Linked DNA regions of Mus musculus: region 1 is linked to region 2. A link is a loop called in an ENCODE intact Hi-C map of the cell type or tissue named here. Cell type or tissue: left cerebral cortex. All regions are shown on one strand.

Evidence for each region. A loop is a pair of places that touch in the nucleus more often than their neighbours do. Peaks named below come from ENCODE experiments on the same cell type or tissue, not always from the same donor. Only the 100,000 strongest peaks of a DNase experiment are listed, where the experiment ranks them.
Region 1: a loop joins it to region 2, with 1.8 times the contacts of the local background. A loop is called at or near these places in 4 of 42 quality-filtered maps.

The regions. Positions count from the first base shown.
Region 1 is chr10:117,140,832-117,145,831 of GRCm38, forward strand. All of the region lies in intron 1 of Frs2 (fibroblast growth factor receptor substrate 2), which reads right to left. Among named protein-coding and RNA genes, the nearest start is that of Frs2, 5.1 kb to the right of the region's middle. In left cerebral cortex, CTCF peaks have their summits at 1,284 and 3,092 (motif pointing right); DNase peaks (open chromatin) are centred at 3,670 and 4,052; H3K27ac peaks cover 1,290 bases.
Region 2 is chr10:116,948,583-116,953,582 of GRCm38, forward strand. Rab3ip (RAB3A interacting protein) reads right to left here and starts at 1,871. Exons shown (of 11, transcript NM_001359645.1): 1 at 1,678-1,871. It overlaps 4933412E12Rik (RIKEN cDNA 4933412E12 gene), which reads left to right and starts at 1,980. Exons shown (of 3, transcript NR_038026.1): 1 at 1,980-2,110. In left cerebral cortex, a CTCF peak has its summit at 1,984 (motif pointing left); DNase peaks (open chromatin) are centred at 628, 1,278 and 1,917; H3K4me3 peaks cover 2,104 bases; H3K27ac peaks cover 430 bases.

The sequences.
Region 1 (5,000 bases), 190 kb after region 2:
TCCATAACCATCTATTAATACCTGCTGTGTATCCTAAGGATAAGAGGACTTCATGGCCCACTATGCAAAGTGCTTCACACCCAGCCCTTTCCTAGGGACCACTCTGATTACTAGTATTTTATTAGCACAGGGTTTCCTGAGAAGGAAGGAAAGCCAGTCTCTGCTACCCCACTATGTCAAAGGCCAGCTGCTTATCTTGCTGGCTGATACACAGTGAGGACTTATAGCAGCACCCAACAGCATCCCCATCCCATCAGTCCACCACGTCTCGCCTTAAAACCCTGCAGATGCTCTACACTGCTCCTTGTGCAAGCACTACGCAAGCACCGCAAGTACTAACTGGGAGAGGGGCAGGATTATGCGCCACAGTATTCAAGAGTCATCGTGCGCTCCTCTAGGGGACCCTGAATCTAACTTGAATGTGCATAAATATATAAGATGAGCAGTCTTCTCCAACTTCTCAAATGCTATCTAAGCCACGACTCTCAGTTTTCACTGAACCATCATCTTTTCAAAGGGGTAGAGAGACCAACAGAGCACTGCCAACTCTTACTCTGTCAAGAACTCACTCACCCTTCCCCCTCCCCAATCCGTCCATCCATCTGTCTGTCCCTCTCGACAGGAATGGTGGCTGACTTCTGTAAAATAAGCAACTGAGAGACGAGGCAAGGAGTCACATGTTTCAGGACAATCTTGGCTAATAGAGGGTTCAAGACCAGCCTGCACTACATAAGGAGCTACCTGAAAAACAAAAAAGCCAACTATACAATCAATGTATTTCATCAAAGAACTAACACATGTTTCTTTCAAAATTATTCCTTCAAAATAATCCTAAAATTAACGATAATTTTCGAAAATAAAGAGTTATCTTTCAGGGCTGGTGAGATGGCTCAGTGGGTAAGAGCACCCGACTGCTCTTCTGAAGGTCCGGAGTTCAAATCCCAGCAACCACATGTTGGCTCACAACCATCCGTAACGAGATCTGACTCCCTCTTCTGGAGTGTCTGAAGACAGCTACAGTGTACTTACATATAATAATAATAAATAATAATAATAATAATAATAAATAATAATAAATAAATAAATAAGTAAATAAATAAATAAATCTTTAAAAAAAAAAGAATTATCTTTTAAATTCAATAAACTTATTCTTAAAAAGCAGACTACATTTCTCCTCTCACACAACAAGTGGCAACAGTGTGACAGACCTTCATGACACTATTACGCACGTCAGCTTATGAGAACCACAGATCTATTGGCGAGGGCCCCAAGAGGAAAGCAGCAGAAGTGCATGCAATGTTAACAGTTATTAACTCTCCAATAGCAAGGAGTGGAAGCCTAGAGGAAGTCTGGGGACTCCCCAAGTCATAGATCAGGAATTTTAATTCTGATTTGTACAGCCCAGAGTCAGCTCGCAACCATCAAGCTGCACTTTTCCAGGGCCTAACATCCCACTTTCATCTAGCCATGTCTGAGACCAATGACGAGCAAGGCCTTTCCCAGACAGCTGGTGGGAGTGAGAGGTAGATCCTTGGCCATCACTCAGACTAAAGCTAACTGGAACTCCTGACCTTTGCCCTATTAATACCGAGCTCAGAGAAACTAAAGCAATCATCCCAGACAAAGCACACTGCGCCACTTCCCCCAGACACACTGCTGTAGGACTCTCTGGACATCTCCTGGTGCCTGTGATGCAGTGAAAAGCATATTCTTGAAAAGCTAAAGATGCTAATTCTTAAGAAGAAAGCAAAATGCTTCAGCAGCAACTCTGACTAAAACCAAACTTGTCTTTAAACAGTTACAACCCTGAGCCTCATTCTCAAACTACTATAATCTTTTATATGTGAAAATACAATTTCTTCCTATTTAACTATCCAAAAAGCAAAAGACATAAAATCCCACATATTAAAAATTTTGGGGGACTGGAGAGATGGCTCAGCGGTTAAGAGCACTCACTGACTGTTATTCCAAGGGTCCTGAGTTCAAATCCCAGCAACCATATGGTGGCTCACAACCATCCATAATGAGATCTGACATCCTCTTCTGGGGCGTCTTAAGACAGCTATAGTGTACTCATATGTAATAAATAAATAACTCTTTTAAAAATGTGAAATAAAGCATAATCTTCACATATATGATAGATATGAGTATCTTATTCTTTCATTCCTCTATGGTAATCAGAACATTTGAATAAAATTATTCACGTTAATGAAAAGTACTTCTATTGGGCTGGAAACAAAGTTTGGTGGTGCATCACCTAACTGAGATGCCTGAAATCTTGGGCTTGACTCCCACATCATAAGAAGGGTATTATAAAAGAACCAGAGGGGAAATGTGTATATACACACACACACACACACACACATATGTACCATTTTACGAAAGGCAATATTAACTTTATTAACAGTCATTGTAATGAGAGGCACACATAATGTCTTTGAATATCAGAGGTTGAAATATTGAAATAAAAATGAAACTCATACACACAAAAATAAATGAAATACCACACTCACCTCTAAATCCCCACACAGCACTCACTAGACAAATGCCCAAAGGACTCCAAATGAGCCTGAGCTCCCTGCAAACTGAATGATGGCACAACAGGCTTGCCAGCTTCTATTTCTTGATTCTGTTGTTAGTTGTTGGGGGGCCTGCAAGGACGGGGTGTGTGTGTGTGTGTGTGTTGGAAACCAGTTTCACATAGCCTTCAATGCTTCAACTTCAGTGTGGCTGAGGATGACCTGGGACCCTTCTGCCTCCACTTCTTAAGTGCTGAAGTTATAGGTACAGCTAGTATGAAATGCTGGGGGTGTAACCCACAGCCCAGGGTCTCAAGCACGCTAGGTAAAAACTCTACCAGTTAAACTACATTCCCAGCCTGCCTCCAATGAATTTAATTTGTGTTTTTAGGGTTTCTGTTATTGTTGTTTTTGAGACAGGGATTCACAAAGATCTGCCTGCCTCTGCTTCCTGAGTGCTAAAATTAAAGGTATGCATGACCACAGCACATTGGTGATTTTTTGTTTTTGTTGTTGTTGTTTTAAGATTTATTTATTTAATTTATATGAGTGCACTGTAGCTGTCTTCAGACACACCAGAAGAGGGCACCAGATCCCATTATAGATGGTTGTGAGCCACCATGTGGTTGCCGAGAATTGACCTCAGGACCTTTGGAAGAGCAGTCAGTGCTCTTTACCTCTGCGCCATCTCTCCAAACCCCATTGGATTCTTTTTAACTAGACAGATGTTTGTTTGTTTGTTTGTTTGTTTGTTTACACACAGCGAGAGACAGTGTGTGTGTGTGTGTGTGTGTGTGTGTGTGTGTGTGTGTGTCTTCGATAAGAGGGTGAGTCACAGTGGCCTGCATGTGGAGGTCAGAGAACACCTTGCAAAGCTGGTGTTCTACCATGGGGGTGGCAGGGATAGAACTTTGGGTCATGAGACATGGCGACAGCACCTTTAGTGCTGAGTCATCTCAACAGCTCCTTGACAGGAATTTTAATGAACAGATTTCTTTCTCCACCATCTGAATTTATAGTTTAAGGAAACAACCCAGATTACCAAACTCCTTACCCACTGTACACTACAGTCTACTTACTGTCTCTTTCGTTATAAGCACATGCTTTTAAATGCAGGCTTGGCTCTGCAGCTGCTGTTGTGATTTTCTTTTCCCTCTACACACTCCCTTGGCACTTTCATCTCCTCACACAGATTCAACTAGCATATCTATCTGAATAATCTATTTGTATTTTCTATATATATAAAATAGCGCTGACCTCTCTCTCGAACTGAAAACCTACATTGGCAAAGCTTCTAAATAGTTCCTGTGTGTAAGTATATTTAATAATAATAACTTAAAAAACCCTCAGCACGCCTGGCCTGACAGCATACATTGGTAACCACAGTTTCTCTGCAGGTCAGGGCAGAGCTGTGGATTTAAGGCTACCGTATCTTTGAAAAAATGAAACCTAATTATGCAACTCCTTGCTCACATTCCTAGTTAACGGTCCAACTGTCAACAGCCACAGTTAGAAAATGTAGCTTTCCACCCTGCCTCCTCTACAGCTCTCCTCCTGGCCTGCTGGGCCCTCGTTCTCGCTCCACCAGCACCACTCACAGTATGCACAGTCGTATATTAATAGCTTGCCATAATAAATCATTCTGCACACTAAACTATTGCAAGGTACACACTTCTTGTTTTCTTCAAAATGTTGAGCTTCTAAATATAGCCTCTAAGCAAGCTCCACAATCCAGCCTTGACTTAAATTGCAAACTTCATCTCTAATTCCAAAATAAACCATCCAGGTCATCTGGGACACTAACATTTTTCCACATCATGAACCCTTCTCATCTCCAAAACTGTCGTTCTCTTAATCTGAAAGGCCTTCTTTATCCAGGAATCCTACCTCCCGAATCTTTGTTTCAGAAGACTTTAACTCTCAGTCAACTTAAGATTGCCAGTTTAAGAGCAGGGTATGGTGGGACATGTCTGTAATCCCAAGCAGAGGAAGGAGGTCGAGACTGCAGATCCAAAGTCTTGAGAGATAGGAGGCCCTGTCTCAGAAACTACATTAAATAAAAAGAAGCTCATTGGGAAGCAACACCATGAAGTAGAACTACCAGCTTCTGACAAGGCAGATAGATCTGGCTTCAAATAGACAGTTCTGCTAGCCACATAAGTCTTAAGGGGAATGACTGGACACGTGTGACACGGCGGTATCCTGACTATTCTGAGAGATGCCTACACAGGGAGACCCCTGTCTAAAAGAAAGAAGCTTCTATGTTGTTGAGAAAACACAACCATAACAGAACTCAGCACCCAGTAACTAACAGTATTGGCCCACACCCGTAAGTGTTCCCGTCTCAACTGTGACACGTGACCTAAGTTATAACAAACACTTCACTTTTGTACAAGTGCAAACTTCAGATAAGCCCATCTATGTGGTTAAGGATTTACACACACTTTTTGCTTTCAGAGTCTTTTGTTGTGAACAGGGTCA
Region 2 (5,000 bases):
TGTCCAGTTAAACTCATATCCCACCTTTATAAAGTTCATGTTGGGTTGAAACAACCAACTACTAAAGGAGCAACTGCTGACATTTGAATGTGTTTCTACTGAGTATGCTCAATAAATGATTTACTCGAGGTCGCATGCTTGGTGAGAGATGGTTCTGAAAGTTATCCGTTTTCGTTAGAGCTAAGCCTTTGTGAGACCCGCTCAGCAGAAAAGCATGGGTTATCTAACCCATACAATACATACAAAACTAACGTTATATCCTAGCTTCCATTCTGCCACGGCGTAAATATGAGGGGTGGGCAAGTCCCAGTAATTTTTCCATTAAAAAAATATATATATATATCTGTAGGGCATCCACGTATACTGCAGAGTAGAGGCATAAAGAAACTCTGAGGCAAAGAATATGTCTCAGAGTATAGAATTACACTGATTCAAAAGTACAGCTGCATTTAAACAGAGACATCAAAGCTCCACAAAGAAACTGAACATCAACCAGGCAGTGGAAGGTGAGAATCATTCGCTAGCACAAATGACTTGCTATGTAAGCAATGAGGCGTCTCATCAAGCACGCTCATTCACAAAAGAAGGCATTAATTCAAAACATCCTTGGGCCGGAAAGAGAAAAAAGTTGAAAGACGTCTGTTCTTATAGTTAAGAATGCATTGCTGAGTAAATCTGTGTAACTGTTAAGTTCAGTTAATATATTCCCCTAGGGCCTTGAGGAGTAGATTCGGAATGCAGTGTCTATTCAAACATGAAAAGTCCTCTGAAAACGCACAGTCCTGGTAAATAAATAACACATGCTAACTGAACAAGGCCCCATAAAACTGGTGAAATATTTAACAGTATCAAATATTTACAACGATGGGCTGCATACCTACTCTGCCTCCTTTTCCTCTCGATTCATTGTTTAGAAACAAAAACTTAAGAACAGTGTAATGAACAGAAACCGGGTCTTTCAAGAGATTTACAATAGAACGGTTTGTTTTAATCCTCTTATCGGCCTCTCCTCCAATTATGCAATCATTCCAGAGCCAAAAGATCACAGGGCTCTTTCCCTTGACACGGGGGACACTGAGAAGTGTCTAAACAGGTAGGCTGGGAACAGGCAACATTTCCTTGAAACTAAAGTGCCTCTGGGGCACCAGCTCTAACTCGGAGGAGAGTGCGCCAGCCAGCCATTACGGATCGATGTTTTAATCCCCAACAACTGGCAACTCTTCGCGTGCTGCAGCGTCCACCCGGCACCATCCTCTCCCCAGCCTCGCTATTCCGCGGGCGGCGGGGGGCGAGCGGCCCACGCAGGGGGAACCGCTGTTCTCCCACTCCCGGGGTCCCGATTCCCGAAGTCAGGCTGGGCCGAGCGCGGCGGGGGAGACCCCGGGAACCGGCGACCCCCGCACATCCCCGGCCAACCGCGCCGCCCGCGACTTAAGCAACTCCGCGACCGAGGCCGCGCGGGCCGCCAGGTGAGCGCCGGAGCCGCCGCCCTTCGGGTCCCCGGGGCTCCGCAGCGGGCGGGCGGACGGGCGGACGGGCGGGCGCGATCCGCGCCCTCCCCGCCGCCTCCTGCACCTGCCCGGCCGCGCTCCGGGCCGGCGGGACAAGGGCGCGAGGCGAGGCGCCGAGGGGGCGGTGCTCACACCGCCCGCCTCTCCCTCCCGCCGCCGCACTCACCTGCCGGATCCGCCGCGGCCGCCGCCCGCGCTCGGCAGCGCTCGCAGAGCCGCAGGGTGCGCGTGCCCAGCTCGGGAGACGCGGAGGACGGCGGCGGACAGACGCCGCTCCACTCCGCCGCGGCTGGCGCTCTCTGCGATGGGAGCCGAGGGAGGGAGAGCCGACTGCGCCTGCGCCGAGCGCCGGGCGGAGAAGCGGCCGCCCCTCCCCCTCCCCCGCCCCCGCCCCGGGAGAGAGGGCGGGACTAGAGGCGGGACCGGGAGGGAGTGGCGAGGGGGACTCGCGCGCTGCGGCGCCCCCTGGCGACAGGAGGGGCTCGGTGCAGGCTAATCCACGCGCGGAGTCCAGGGTCCCTCTACAGCGGTTTCCCTGGGAACCACTCTGGCTGGAAATCCTGTGGCTGCCTTTGGAGGATGTGAACTCTCCTGGGATGGTAAGAGGCTTTGGACTGTGTATTGAGGACAAGCAGAACCGACCTGAAATTCCGCGTCTGTGGATACCTGAAGCTGGAGTAGGAGGTTAGGGGCCCGGGGAGGGGGGGGGGGGGGGGATGGGATGGGCGGGGAGCTGGTAAACCCAGATCCTTCCACTTTCAGTTTCCAAAGACCGTCTCTCATCTTTTACAGGAACTATATCTATTGTTTTGTTTTGTTTTGTTTTGCTTATCAAACTTCCATCCCACATTCGGGCTTCCAAGTTGGAAAACAAAAAACAAAGTACAGACAGAATCAAGCCCTGAAAATCAAACTCAGGGATGGGGGGTGGGAGGGAGCAGTCATCCTCGGTATTTCCGCCAATGTTTGTGATACTCAGAGGCAGGGGCTGCCATTCTGTTGAGTACATCAAGGAGGTGGTAATAAAAAGGAAGCTATGTGTGTGGTCCCTGTGATCAGCCACCTACTGACCTCTGTGACCTTAGGCGAGTTCATCTGCAATATCGCCAATCTTCTCACTGATAATTGGAAATAAGAATGTCTACCTCATCAAGGTTTTGAGAGTTAAGTGGTTTAATATATGTAATTAGTGTACCTCACCACATTCTGTGACACAGTGAGTCATACAGAAACACACATGTGTACACACACACACACCTCTACAAAAAATTCCTACCATCCAAAGACTCAAACAAAAGGAGACAAGTTTACTATTAAGAGAAAACTTTATGGGCTCCCTGTTTTACACATTTTTTTTCTAAAGAGATGTTCACACACACACACTTTTTGTTTTGTCTTGGTTTTCGAGACAGGGTTGGCCTCGAACTCAGAAATCTGCTGCCTCTGCCTCCCAAGTGCTGAGATTAAAGGCATGCACCACCACTGTCCGGCTCACACACACATCTTTTATCATATGGAATTGGTAATTACTTAACCCATGCTCCAGTTTCTTTGTAAACCATTCCCTGATGCTCGCCTGCCTCCCAACCCTAACTCCTTACCTGTGATCCCAGAACACTGTATTTCAGTGGTTCTCAACCTTCCTAACACTGTGACCCTCTAATACAGTTCCTCATAGTGTATACTAACCCCCAACCATAAAATTATTTCCGTTGCTACTTCATAACTGTAATTTGGCTACTGTTATGAACCTTAACATAAATATCTGTGTTTTCTGATGTCTTAGGTGACCCCCTGTGAAAGGGTCATTTGATCCCAGAGGGGTTGCGACCCACAGGTTGAGAACTGCTGCTTTAACTCTTGCAGTGCATATTCCCCATGAATCATAAGTAGACTTTCCTCTCTTTTCTCTTTAGTCTGTGTCTTGAGAACAGGCACTCTGCTTGACAGAGAACTCTGTAAAGGTAGGAAGAGGAGATGGTTGACACACAGGGAGAATGCTCTATTTGGTATATGAACATTTGGAGGATTGGCTCTTCAGTTTATTCAATGTAAGACCCAAAACATCACGGGTCTACAGAAGACAGTAATGCTAATGTGTGTGAATCCCACAGTGACCCACATGTATGTTAACTACAAGATCATCTGTAGTCTTAGAGAGTGGGCTCTAGCACTGTTTGAGAATGGGGAGAGTTACTGTAGAGCCATGACTAGAAATGGCTCCCAGAGGCTCATATATTTGGAGCTTGGTCATTGGGAATTATTTATATTATAATTATTATAATTGGGTCCTTGACAGGGATTAGGAAGTGTGGCCTTGTTGGAGGAAGTGTGTCACTAGGGGTGGACTTTGAGATTTGCTTGGGTGACCTCCACCCAAGCAAGCTTCCAACTTGTGAAAAGGAATTTATAAAAAGCTTAGGGGTTGGCATAGATGCACACACCTCACATCCCAACACCCAGAGAGCAAAGGCTGGTGGATCTCTGAGTTCCAGGCCAGCCTGGTCTACACAGTGAGTTCCAGACCAGCCTGGTCTACAAAGAGCCTAAGCCAGACCCTGTGTCTCTCTCTTCCTGCTGCCTGTGGATCTGGATGTAGATCTCCCAGCCCATTCTCTAGCATCATGTCTGCCTGCATGCCACCAGACTCCCCTCCATGGCAATGATGGACTACATTACTGAACCTGTAGACCGGCCCCAGTTAAATGCTTTCCTTCGTAAGAGTTGCCGTGGACACAGTGTCTCTTCACAGCAATAGAACATTGACTAAGGCAGAAGTTGGTACCAGGAGTGGGGTATTGTTATGACAAGCCGGGTTTCTTGGTGCAATATGGACTTTGGAACTTGGATTGGGGAAAGCAATTGAACATTTTAAGCAGGACTTAATGGGCCATCCTATTAGGTACACGGAAGACAGAACAATGTAGATTATGACCCAGATCAAAAGGTTTCAGAGGAGAAGAATATTAGTAAGTGGCCCAGAGATCATACTTGTGATATTTTGGTGAAGAGTGTGGCTGTTTTCTGCCTTTGTCCAATATACAAATAAATAAATACATACATACATACATACATACATACATACATACATAAATCTGAGGCTAAATTGAAGAGTTTTAGATTAATGGTATTGGCAGAGGAGATTTCAAAACAGCCAAGTATTGATTATGTCAATTATCATATTAGTTATTAGTGGCCAGTCTTAGGCAGATCTATAATGAAAAGAAAATGAGCTATGCAGTTTGAGGGAAAAAAGAGCACCAGGAAGTGCAATGGAGCTAAAGTCCAGGGCTCAAGAAAACAAAAGGTTTAAAGAAAAGCCTGCTGCCAAATGGACTAAAGGGAGTAGTGCCCTCAGAGCAAGACCTCCACCCAAGCAAGCTTCCAACTTGTGAAAAGGAATTTAAAAAAAGCTTAGGGGTTGGCATAGATGCACACACCTCACATCCCAGCACCCAGAGAACAAAGGCTGGTGGATCTCTGAGTTCC